2 separate regions of the Homo sapiens genome follow, and region 2 is linked to region 1. The links are chromatin contacts, found by Hi-C or POLR2A ChIA-PET in ENCODE. All regions are on one chromosome and are shown on one strand. Each heading gives the region's core, a stretch centred on a gene start or an enhancer-like site at or near the end of the contact. The rest is flanking DNA. Distances are from core to core; before and after follow the strand shown.

The links. A loop is a pair of places that touch in the nucleus more often than their neighbours do. ChIA-PET counts read pairs that join two places held with the same protein, here RNA polymerase II (POLR2A). Pooled maps may share reads with other maps.
Region 2: a loop to region 1 is called in a map of endothelial cell of umbilical vein, with 7 times the contacts of the local background. The contact joins two enhancer-like sites. A Hi-C loop is called at or near these places in 3 of 168 maps with a recorded cell type or tissue (B cell, CD8-positive, alpha-beta T cell and endothelial cell of umbilical vein) and 14 of 50 pooled maps. POLR2A ChIA-PET finds 5 or more read pairs at or near these places in 2 of 52 experiments (H1 and activated naive CD4-positive, alpha-beta T cell).

Annotation. Positions count from the first base shown.
Region 1 is chr6:15,876,237-15,882,558 of GRCh38, forward strand. No RefSeq gene overlaps it. Among named protein-coding and RNA genes, the nearest start is that of LINC02543, 120 kb to the right of the region's middle. RefSeq lists an enhancer at 4,022-4,071. Within about 2 kb of position 3,900, at least 7 of the 41 ENCODE cell types and tissues checked have a DNase peak (open chromatin) inside an H3K27ac peak, as active enhancers do.
Region 2 is chr6:15,918,503-15,924,824 of GRCh38, forward strand. No RefSeq gene overlaps it. Among named protein-coding and RNA genes, the nearest start is that of LINC02543, 73 kb to the right of the region's middle. Within about 2 kb of position 4,074, at least 3 of the 41 ENCODE cell types and tissues checked have a DNase peak (open chromatin) inside an H3K27ac peak, as active enhancers do.

The DNA of each region.
Region 1 (6,322 bases), core at 2,650-5,149:
TTTTTGTTCAACCTTATCTACTATGGCAGAAACTACCAATACCTGAGTTTTCCTTTTGGAGGCACACAATTAGACATATTTCCCATCCTGTGGCATCTATGTGAGACTACAGAACTGATTCCTATCAACGTGACACATCTCAGGGAGGCAAGGTGTGTTACTTGGAGGGCTAGGTGTGTCTGCTATGCTCTCTCAGTCTTTCTTTATACATCTCATAAATGTAGAGAACTCTGACATACAGTCACAAGTTGACAGATGCCTGGATCCCTGAATGATTGCATGAGCAGAGCTCTACATCGACCACACTGAAATGTGACTTGACCGGGAACTTTTTTATGTTACGTTACATTGTTTGTTTTAGCAATCAAGTCTACCCTGACTCATAATTGCCAGCTTTTTCTCTTCTCCTTTCTTATTCTCTCTGGCCAAATGTTTGCTTGGTACTCTGTTCCTGAGTCATTTCTTGAATCTTCAACTGACTAACTCACCAGAGGCTACTTGTCAATGGCCCTAGCTCTTCAAAGACAGGGCAGGTATACTGTTCACCTTTGCACCTCTATTGTCATTCATGCAGTAGGTTCAATAAATAAATGTGTAAGGTGCTATTCATAAGATGTTGCTAAAATGGGTCCTTCTTCTCGAGGTTCTTACCTCAAATTGAGGAGACAAGATATATACATATGTAAGGTAGTATATGAAAAGTGCCAGTGGTTCATATACACCGTGAAATATTGTGCAGCCATAAAAAAGGATGAGTTCATGTCCTTTGCAGGGACATGGATGCAGCTGGAAACCATCATTCTGAGCAAACTATCACAAGGACAGAAAACCAAACACCTCATGATCTCACTCATAGGTAGGAATTGAACAATGAGAACACTTGGACACAGGGCGGTGAACATCACACACCAGGGCCTGTCGTGGGGTGGGGGTCTAGGGGAGGGATAGCATTAGGAGAAATACCTAATGTAAATGATGAGTTAATGGGTGCAGCAAACCAACGTGGCACATGTATACCTATGTAACTAACCTGCACGTTGTGCACATGTACCCTAGAACTTAAAGTATAATTAAAAAAAAAAAAAGAAAGAAAAGAAAAGAGAAAAGTGCCAATGGTTTGTTCAGAAAATAACTGCAGCTGGGGATCAGAAGAGGAAGCTAATATACAGCCTACTGTAGTTAAGGAAGTGTTCACATCAGGGAGGAGAAGTGAGCTAAGCTTTGAAGGGCAAGTAGGATTCTAAGAGGTGGAGGAGATGGGAGAAATCACAGGAAAAGAGAAAGAGGAGGCATCTCTAGAGTTGCCCAGTGACATAAGCACAATTAAAACTTGGTTGTGCACATCATTCTTCCACAAGTGAGGTCCTAACCCAGTTGACTAATCAATAAAATTATACTTATCTGCTCCTGGCATATTATACTTTCATGTACATCTTTGGAACAGTTCTCCTGATCTCTCCCTATATGAGATATATAAATAAGTGCTCATTATTGATAGTAATTCCTATACTCTATCTGACATAGAGTCAGATTATTATTACCAATAAATCAGAGAGTTTCATCTGGCATTCTCCTCCATTCTGTCTGTCTATCAGTAATTTAAGCTTGCAGTCTCATTGAATATATATTCCTCTGTAATTTCTTCCCATGGCTTAAAACTAATTTTAACAGCCCTTTGCATGTGTAGATACATTTATTTTAAAGGGCTCTCATCCATCTCTCATCATAGGATATGGAGAAGACTGAGGCTATCTCCTGGAGCAGAGACTTTAAGTGCAGATGATATTAGCTGTCTATAACCAAGACAGGGCTGTTGGCTTATTATGGCAGACAGGGTTGGTAGTTCATTGGTAGTTTTCAGATGAAGAATTCACTATAAGTGCTAATAAAGCCAGGCCAAGCTGATCGTTGTCCAGGAAGGAGAATAGACAAGGAGAGAGCTCTCAAGAGGGTCAGTCATCAGGAAAGGAGTGGAGAGAAAGTGTTCTGGGGGTTCCAATATGGACTTAAGAGAAGTCATCTCTGAGAGCCTTGTTTCATGTTTATTTTCAACTAGATCCATCCTTTTCCCATTCCTAGCATTCACGCTCCCATCCCAAATCACTGAAGGGTTTCAGGTCTTGTTATAGGAACTATTTTTTAAAAAGTGTTTTTTTGTTTTGTTTTGTTTTTTGAGAGCGGGTCTCACTCCGTCACCCAGGTTGGAGTGCAGTGGCACAATCTCGGCTCACTGCAACTTCCACCTCCCAGGCTCAAGTGATCCTCCCACCTCAGCCCCCACAGTAGCTGAAACTACAGACATGCGCCACACACCTGGCTAATTTTTGTATTTTTTGTAGAGATGGGGATTCGCTACATTGCCCAGGCAGGTCTCAAACTCCTGAGCTCAAGCATTCCACCTGCCTCGGCCTCCCAAAGTGCTGGGATTACAGGCATGAGCCACCATGCACGGTCTAGGGAACTATATTTGATACAGTTGTGATTGTAGGGAAAAATGAGAGAAATGGAATATTTACCCATAAAGTGTAGTTATAAAATTCCTTTAAATTTTCTATTTTCTTCTCCAATATACTTGGAAGCTCAATATATTAATATTCTAGATGTGCTGAATACCCCCCTCTTCTGTCTCTGAGAACACTTACAGTCCTCGCCATTCATCTGGCCCTCCACAGAGTCTGCCTTAATACTGAGGCTGGCTTTTCCACAAGTGCTTTCTCCTTCCTTAGTAGTTACTCACAGACCACAGTTCTTGGTGGTCACCTGTAGACCTGGTTCTGAAGAAGCAGCATAATTGTTACCTGTTTTTCTTCCCAATAGACTCTGAGCCTCCTTGACGGGAAAGATTTTCCTTCTGGACCTCCATCTCCCTGGTGAAAGAAAGGTGGCACATGGCAAATCTTCAACAAACGTTGGCTGTTTGAATGGATTGGTGAAGGATGAATGGATAAATGAAGTGCAGATCCCTTGCAATTGGAGTCTGTGTTAGGGTCTGTGTTATACCTCCTGTATCCTTGGTACCTGGCACTGTTCCTTGAACAGAGTTTTTAAACCCGTGGATGCTCTTTCAGCATGGAAGTCACTGGAATCAGTATTTAGGGGAAGAGTTATGAGTTGTTCTTTATTTCTCTATTAGTTATAACCAGCTTACTTCCACAAAGAGCTTAAAGAAAAAGAACATTAAGACTAGGACTTTTTCTCAAACATCTTACAGATTACAGGATTGTTCTTTTGAACTCTGAAAAATAAGCTGGTTTTGCTGTCAACTTTATGATTGGGTCAGAAGTCATCAGTGCTTTAACAACAGAATCTTGGGTGTGGTGTTTCCATGATTTCACCCAGGCATGTTCCCAGCATGAACATAAGGGAGGGAACACATGATTAAATAACGGTTTTTAACATCTTGTCACAACTACATGTTTAGCCGGACTCTCAATAAAAAATGAATGTGTCCTCAGAGTCACTTGTCTGTTTTAGACACATTTCTAGCAGCACTTTGAACTTTCTTTAAAACATCACACGCCCCTTGAAAGCAGAGTCTGTGCTCTCAGGCTATGTGTGCAGTGAGTGTCTATAAATCCGCAATCACTTTCAAATCTATGGGATTATAAGGCCAGGTCATCCCATGCCCTCAAAGCTGAATTCCAACTTAAATCAAAACCGTTTTCTGACTTAAATCACAAGTGCCCTGACTGGTATGCTCACAACTTTCTTTCCTAATGACTAAAATGGTCTGTGTGTGTGTGTGTGTGTGTGTGTTTTTCTCAGTTTGGCTCTCCCCCTTTCCCCCCTCGTCCCATCTTTCTCCTTATCTCAACAAAACCATCAATTTGCCAAGTAACCACTGTGGAAATTTCATTAGAGCTGCTGTATTTTACTGTAAATATCACCCACCCAGGGCATCCGGTTGAGCGGCACCAGATGTGCTTTCCTGGCCGATCGCCAGCCTCTGCTGAGCCATCGCCCTAGAAGGACATTTTCACCTCTGTGAGTTCGTCACATCAAGAGTAGCTCTTTCCAGAGACTTCTGTTAATAACAGAGAAAGTCTGTCTTGCTTTGTGCTTTAAATTGTGTGCCCCATGTGCTGGAGCTGCATCTGCACAACAGTCTAAAGGCGAACAATTGGGCTCTGTGGTGTTTTGTGGTGTATAAAGTGAGATTCTCATTCTGTCCTAATGAGATGAGTCCAGGCGACTCTGCACACCACTGTAGGGTGGATTGAAGAGATTTGGCAGCCTCTCCATTCCCTCTTCTGGTTTTGGTTTTCCCACCTCTTTACCCACCCAGGTTTCTCCCAACCTGCTCTTGGTACAAGCTGAAGCTCCAACCCTCAGTATCTTAGCATGTGACCTTATTTAGAGATAGGGTCTTTACAGGGGTAATCAAGTTAATATGAGGACATGTGGGTGAGCCCTAATCCCATATGACTGGTGTTCTTTTCTTTTTTTTAACTTTTATGTTCAGGGGTACACATACAGGTTTGTTTTATGGGTAAACTCATGTCGTGGGGGTTTGGTATATATTATTGCATCACCCAGGTACTAAGCATAGTACCTGTTTTTTTTTTTCTGAACCTCTCCCTCCTGCTACCCTCCTCCCTCAAGGGGGCCTCAGTGTCTGTTGTTCCCCTCTTTGTATCTCTGTGTCCTCATTATTTAGCTCACACTTATAAGTGAGAACATGAAGTATTTGGTTTTCTGTTCCTGCGTTAGTTCCCTTAGGATAAGGCCTCCAGCTCTATCCATGTTCCTGCAAAGGACATAATATTATTCTCTTCTTATGGCTGCATAGTATTCCATGGTGTATATGTGCCACATTTTATTTATTCAGTCCACCGTTGATGGGCATTTAGGTTGATTCCGTATCTTTGCTATTGTGAATAGTGCTGCAATGAACACATGCGTGCATGTGTCTTTATGGTAGAATGATTTATATTCCCTCGGGTATAGATCCAATAATGGGATGGCTGGGTCAAATGGTAGTTCTGTTTTTAGTTCTTTGAGGAACCACCACACTGCTTTCCACAATGGTTGAACTAATTTAGACTGGTTTAAGAAGAGGAGCAGAGACGCAGAGGCAGATGTGCAGAGGAAAGAGGATGTGATGACACACAGGAAGAAGACGGCCATGTGGCTGGGGTGATGCCTCTACAAGCCCAGGAACACCAGGGATAGCCAGCAAACATGAGGAACTGGAAGAGGCATGGAAGGCTCCATTCCTAGAGCCATCAGAGAGAGGATGGCTCTGCTGACACCTTGATTTCAGACTCCCAGCCTCCAGGACTGTGAGAGAATACATTTCTGATGTTTTAAGTTGCCCAGTTAGTTCTTGGTGTCTTGCAGCAGCAGCCCCCAAAAAGGAGTACCCCTCTCTTTCTCCCACTCTGCTCACAGCAGCTGTCTTCCAACTCAGGGTCGTTCCACAGTCATGCTCCGCTCTAGCTGCATTCCAAGTGGCAAGTTTTTCTCTCTTTGCCCTCCAGCCCTCACAACGTATCAGTCTTTGTCCACTTCTCCAATGCCTCAGTGTCTTTAGAGTTATTAATAGTGAAGGGACTACCTAAGAACAGTGGCATCTTAGGGCACGGCTGCTGGGCTGACAGGTCAATGGTCTGGGTCCAGGTTGTACATAACATCTACCAGAGGTTTCCCAGGAAAAATGGCTTCCACTGTTTCTCAAACTGGAATCTGAGGTCTCTCTAAGAGTTGTTTTTCTTGAGACAGGGTCTTGCTCTGTTGCCCACACTGGAGTGCAGTGGCACAATCACAGCTCACTGCAGCCTCGACATCCCGGGCTCAAGCAATCCTCCTACCTCAGCCTCCTGAGTAGCTGGGACGACAGGTGCATGCTACCACGCCCAGCTAAGTTTCTAATTTTTGGCAGAAATGGGGTTTCACTATATGGCCCAGGCTAGTCTTGAATTCCTGGACTCAAGTGATCCTCCCACCTCAGCCTCCCAAAATGCTGGGATAACAGGCATGAGCCATTGTGCTCAGCCACTCTGAGAGTTTTTTATCTTGTGTTTTCATTTACAAGACCTTCTAAAAAGTTATTAGTCTTCCAATTATAAAATCAAAACTTCTGTTTTGCAGTGATTATTACAAGCAAATATAATTTTTAAATCCATTTTCCTCGAACACTTTTTTCCCCCCTTAAAAGGGGGCTATTTATTTCTCAAAATTAAGAAACCATGATGCAAATGAAAGGAATGGTCGGACAGAAACCTGGGCTGAGAGGCCTTTGGTCTTACCGCTGGCTTATTCTAATTTTGAGCTGGATCTCATTCAATGCCAAGCCAAATTTGCCAGCTCATCATTAGCCATT
Region 2 (6,322 bases), core at 2,824-5,323, 42 kb after region 1:
TGCTCATCAATTGAAACCCGCATTTTTCTAGAAATGCAAGGTTAAGAAAAGTGCAGGAGGATCCCGGCAAGCTAAAAGAAGTACCCATAAGATCAGAGTTTGGCTTTAAAGCCTGGTGTTTTCTGTCAGGTATGCCTGTCAACTCTAGCTCAATTGTACTCATCCTCACTTTACTGTGGTTCATATGGGCAGCTGTGTTTTCTTGCTTTGTGCCAAGCTCTAACCTTATACGTATTGGAGCTTTACATTCGGGCCCACGTTCACTCCAAGTTAGGAAAATGTAGTGGATATTTATTAGCCACAGCAGAGCTCCACTTCTGGGAAGGGAATCAATGAGTTACTGTAGCCATGGAGATAAAATGCTTTGATTGGGCCATCTCCACAGCCACAGGGAATCATTCATTCATCAAAGTCAACAAATATTCATTGACAGTCCTCTGGGTGCTGGGTGCGGCACTATTCTAGGCACTAGGATGTATCTGTTGTCTAGGGAAAAAAACAAACAAACAAAAATCAAAATCCTGGCCAGCGTGGTGGCTCACATCTGTAATCCTAGCACTTTGGGAGACCAAGGTGGGAGGATAGCTTGAGCCCAGGAGTTTGAGACCAGCCTGGGCAACATGGCAAAACCCCATCTCTACAAAAAGTACAACAAATTAGCCAGGCATGGTGGTCTGCACCTGTAGTCCCAGCTACTCAGGAGGCTGAGGTGGGAGGATTGCTTGAGCCTGGGAGGTTGAGGCTACAGTGAGCCGTGATTGCACCACTGCACTCCAGCCTGAGTGACAGAGTGAGACCCTGTCTGAACAAAAAGAAAAAAAAATCAAAATCCCTGCTCTAATGGGAGGATTACATTCTAGTGCGAGGAGACTGACCATCAAGACTGTTCATTTCTTTATTCCACCACAAATATTTATGAAGCTGCTGTGCACCAGGCACTAGGGAATGTGTATATATATATTTACACTATATATATATATTTTTTTTTATTTTTTGTTTTGTTTTGTTTTCAGACCGAGTCTCGCTCTGTTTCCCAGGCTGGAATACAGTGGTGTGATCTCAGTTCACCGTAACCTCTGCCTTCCAGGTTCAGTGATTCTTGTGCTCATGTCTCAGCCTCCTGAATTGCTGGGATTACAGGCACATGCCACCACACCGGCTAATTTTTATATTTTTAGTAGAGATGGTGTTTCACCATGTTGATCAGGCTCGTCTCAAACTTCTGACCTCAAGTGATCCACCCACCTCACCCTCCGAAAGTGTTTAGATTACGGGCTTGAGCCACCGCGCCCGGCCAACACTAGGGTATATTAATAAGCAAAATAGACAATAATCCTTGCCTTCTGGAGCTTACATTATAGTGGGAGGAGCTAGACAGAAATCTTAGCAAATTAGTATGTCAGAAGACAATAAATGCTATGGAAAAAAATAGAGTAGGATAAGGAGAGACAGCGATTTCTTGGGGGTTGAGGGGTACAATTTAAGTGGGTGGGCAGAGAAGCCTCACTGAGGAGACATAAAGACCCTGGGGGAGTGAGGGGCATCCGACTGTCTGGGTCATAATGGTCCTTTGGTTCAGGAACAGCTATGTAATTCAAGCCAGGCCAACCAACGCCTCTCCCTGGGATTTTTCAACCAAAGCGGACTAGAACCCACCATTTTTTCTCTCCCTTCAGGGAGCTGCAGGGAGGAAGCCGGGGGCTGCTAACAGCCATGCCTCTCCTTCAGGAGAAAATGATGATGGAGGAGAGAAAGAACAGGAGACAGGACATGGACATGGAGGTCCTGGGGGCCTGGAGAGCCGGGTTCATGGGGGCCCGGAGCCCACTCTGCCCCTGTCTCTTCAGCAGTTTGATTATGTGAGCCATTTTCCTTTTTTTGTGTCAGCTAACTCCAGTTGGGTGTCTGTGACTTACAGGCAAAGGGGGAGACCACACAGAAGGGAAAGGGAATTTCCAGCCATTCTGGAGCAGCGTATTTGCTGGAGAAAAGTCACCTGAGGCATCCATTCTCCACAGGCTGGTGCCCCACACAGGGAAAGCTGGGCCCATAGGCCCTGCCCAGAGTCATGCTTCCCAGATGTTTGAATATTTAGGGCTTATACATTTTCAGAAGGAAAAACAAAAAGTAAGTTGGGCTGGCCACTTTTTAATTTCATCCAATGAGGATAAGAGAAAATAAATAATCGGTGATCAACTACTTTCACCACCATTTCACAGGAGATGTGCCATGCTCGAACTCCGAAGGTGGAGGGCATGGTTCAGAATAAAGGATAGCGTTGTGAATGGAATAAAATAATGTGATGAAAGCCCCACTTTATTTTCTTGTCTCCCAAAGGACTGGGGAAAGCGCCTCTGAGAGCAGCCCCCATGAACCACTGCAGTGGGCTCAGAACCATTGCCCTGAAGTGCGTGGTGGGACTCAGAACTTTCAGGAAGACACAGGGCCAAAAGGGCCAGACTCCTCTTTCCAAATCCTGATTAGGTGAAGTTGTTTTATTAGACATTAGATCCCCCAAGCAAAAGGATTTTGTAACTAGCAGAGAATTGCCTTGCCTTGGGGAAAATAGACTATTGCTACACCTTCCATGACTGGAAAGAGAGGAACCCAGTGTCTGCTGACCTGGAATATTTGTTCCCCAAGAATTAGCCTTTGAAGAGCTTGCTCCTCTGCCTGTTTGAGGAAGGCAGTACAATCCTCATGAGCTCTATCCAACCTTTCCTGCCAGTCCCCAGGCCTCAGATGCTCCCTAATAGCCATGCTGTGTTACCGCCTTAGAATTTCCCTTTTCTCTAGGACTGTTGTTTTTCTAAGCATTGCCTTGTACTAGTCCAGATGTTGGTGAAGTTTTTCTGTAAAGGACTGGATAGTAAATGTTTTAGGCTTTGTGGGTCACATGGTCTCTATTGCAACAACTCAGCTCTGCTGCTATTATGCAAAAGCAGCCACAGACAATATGTAAACAAATGGGTGAGGCAGTGTTTCAATAAAACTTTATTTACAAAAACAGATGGAGGGCTAGATTTGACCCACAGGCCACAGTTTGCTGACTCTTACACTTAGCCCGTATTTCAAAATGTGAAGTTTAACCCTCCCTTTCTGTTAAAGACACTGATGATGTTTGTTACCTTTACCCAGGGGTGGAAGGAGGAGGGACTGAGTTGTTCTTTTACTGATACCCTAGGGTCTGTGACTTTCCCTGTATCTTTCTTATTACTAAGACCTTGTGCCACATTTATTCTCTTTTTAAACAGAACCCCAATTTTTTTGTTATGGTGGGTTTATCTTATGAATTTTAAATAATTTCTCAAACCAGGAAATAAATTCAATGTTTTTGTTATGAGTTAAATTTATCCACCCCACCCCACATCAAACTCGTATATTGGATTTTCAACCAAAGCTGACTAACCCCCAATACTGCAGACTGTGATCTTATTTGGAAAAAGGGTTGTTGCAGATGTAATTGGTTAAGTTAAGATGAGGTCCTACTGGAGGAGTAGGGTGGGCCCTAAATAGAAAAGGGAAATTTGAACACAAACACATAGAAATGGGAGCACCACGTGAAGATTGGAGTAATGCTGACACACGCAGAGGAAATGCTCAAAGCTGGGAGAGGTCTAGAACAAACTCAGTCCTGTTCTGGCACCTTCAGAGGGGACAAAGTCCTGACGACACCTAGAGCTCAGACTTCCAGCCTCCAGAACTGTGAGAGAATAAATTTCTGATTTAAGCCACTCAGTATGCGATACGTGGCTATGGAAGCCCTAGCAAACACATATAGTTCTGTTATGAAATGGGCTGACCCAAGGTAGACTAATGATGAATCTTGACTTTCTCAATGGGTACATGTCAGTATCACCAAGATGGAAGGTTGGGCATTTGTGACCTGGGGTTGTAGATTGAAAAAGAGTTGTTGACATATTCCTGGGTTGTTCCAGCTTTAAAGGAGATGCCATTTGGGCCTTCTTGAGAAGAAAGGTTTCATTCTTGAACTCAAGCTCAGAGGCCAGACCACTTGGAAGGGCCTGCCAGCCACAGATATAAAGCTGTACCAGGTCTCCCTGGGAGAATGCAGGGCTGCAGGCCAGCGGGGGCCCCTTCCTTGTGTGTTCTGGTCATCTGGCTTCCATCAGTTCCTCTGCCCTGCTGGCTCAGGCTTTCTTCTTTAATCCTTAAGGTATTTTTTGCATCATTTAAGTGTTTCTGCTTCCTGCTGATACCAAGATACACAGAAGTTGCCCGGAATGTGGTGGAGTGAACTTAAATGTGAGTCACACAATCAAATCTTTTTTTAAAATTGAACAGATTTTTGTCTCTATCCGCTGTATGCATGTGTTCCTCACACCAGCTTTCTGCCCATACCATGGGAAGGAGAGACTCAGAGGGTCCTTCTCTGAAAACATGTACCAGGGACACACCTTTCAGGAATAAAATTCTTCCCTTTCTTTACGCCTCACTGGGCAATGTCCTGGAAACCAACAGAATTCCAAACACCGCTGTCTATTCCAAGATAAGAACACAAATGGCCCTCTGGATAGATAAGCCTGTGGAACTGATGCTTCATTGTCATTCTTCCACTGTACAAATGTCGACTGAACTTCCAACACAGACCCAACTGTTGGCACCACTATTCTGTAAGCATTCCAAAGGGTATGAGAAAAGGGTGTGTTTGCCAACATTTTCATCCCCAGTTGTAAAAGAGGCCCATAGTCCCACAGACGCTCAGCATTGATTCTTTTAGACATCACCTCGACTTAGCACAGTCCACTAGGATCTTCATAAAGGCATGTTTTGCTACAAGTTTAGCATCGTGGTTGCTATCTTATTTTGCTTTGTTAATTTTCCCATCTCCCCTTCTTCGCTTCACCAAGCTCCCTGACTCTGACACCCAACCATCTCAAGGCTTGCATGGAAGTGTGTACAGTTGCCCATTAGTGCTCTCTTGCCAATATGCTTTCTGTACCCCTGGGTCCTGCCCTGGCCATCTTCCCTTCACTAGCAACCTGCCTGAAGTTCACTGCACTTGAGCATCATTAATGGTACTTTATAATATGTTCTTATTCCTCCTTCTTCTCACCTTCCAAATGTCCCAATCCCATGACCCATTTCTGTAGACATCTGCTCCTTGGCAGCTGGGAGAAAGGAGGAGGCACCATAACAGGCAGGATGGGAATGGTTGCCACTGGCTTGGCAATTGAACAAAGATGGCAGCTGGGCTCTCTGTTTGTGTGACTTCACTTGTTCTGTGAACTGAAAGGTCTGGCAGGGTTTGTGTTGCCCACCAAGAGAGTACGAATCACTCCATCCTTTTGTGTTTTATACAGGCTTTCATCAGTGTATACATCACAATTAGACTAAACCAATTACTTATTGTCATGCCTGTCTTCCCTGTTAGGAAATGGCAATGACTTTCATTTTTCCATCAACCTAAAGGCCTTTAAAGGTCTTTGTGCCTGCTAGGTGAAAACTGGAGCAATAGAATGTTAAAGCTTTGAGAACCTCTGATACAACCTTCTCCTGTCATACAAGGAAACTGAGGCTCAGAAAGTTGGCTTGCTCAGCAGAGATGAGGGAATGTCTGCTGGCTTTGAAATCATATTTATCTGTGTTCAAAGCCTTCCTCTTCCGACAGCTGGATGACCTTGTTCAAGACATATCTTTCTTTTTTTTTTTTTTTTTTTTTTTTTTTTTGAGACGGAGTCTTGCTCTGTCACCCAAGCTGGAGCACAGTGGTGCCATCTCAGCTCATTCCAGCCTCCGCCTCCCAGGTTCAAGCGATTCTCCTGCCTCAGCCTCCCGAGTAGCTGGGATTATGGGCGTGCGCCACCATGCCCAGCTAATTTTTTTATTTTTAGTAGATACAGGGTTTCACCATGTTGACCAGGCTGGTCTTAAACTTCTGACCTCAGGTGATCTGCCCGCCTAGGCCTCCCAAAGTGCTAGGATTACAGGCGTGAGCCACTGCGCCCGGCCAAGATATATCTGTCAACCTCTGTTTTCTCATCTGTAGAAAGAGAATACTGCAGTGATAGCCACTTTGAAAGGTTGTTATAAGGAATAAACAAAATAATACCTGTTAAGTGACTAGCACAACTGTTGACACCTTAACGAATGGTAGTTCATTCACTTCCCACCAATCCTCTCCCATCCTGGGTCTATGACTCCCCCATGAATAGTGAAGAGTTCTGTGCTCTTCTCTCTATTTCATGTGGACTTCCTAATATTTAATTGCTTAAGCTAGTGGTGAGAGGTTTTGCTTTGCAGTCAGTATTTTCCAGATGGCACAGGGATTACCAGAAGGGCTACCTCCCAGTGGGCAATG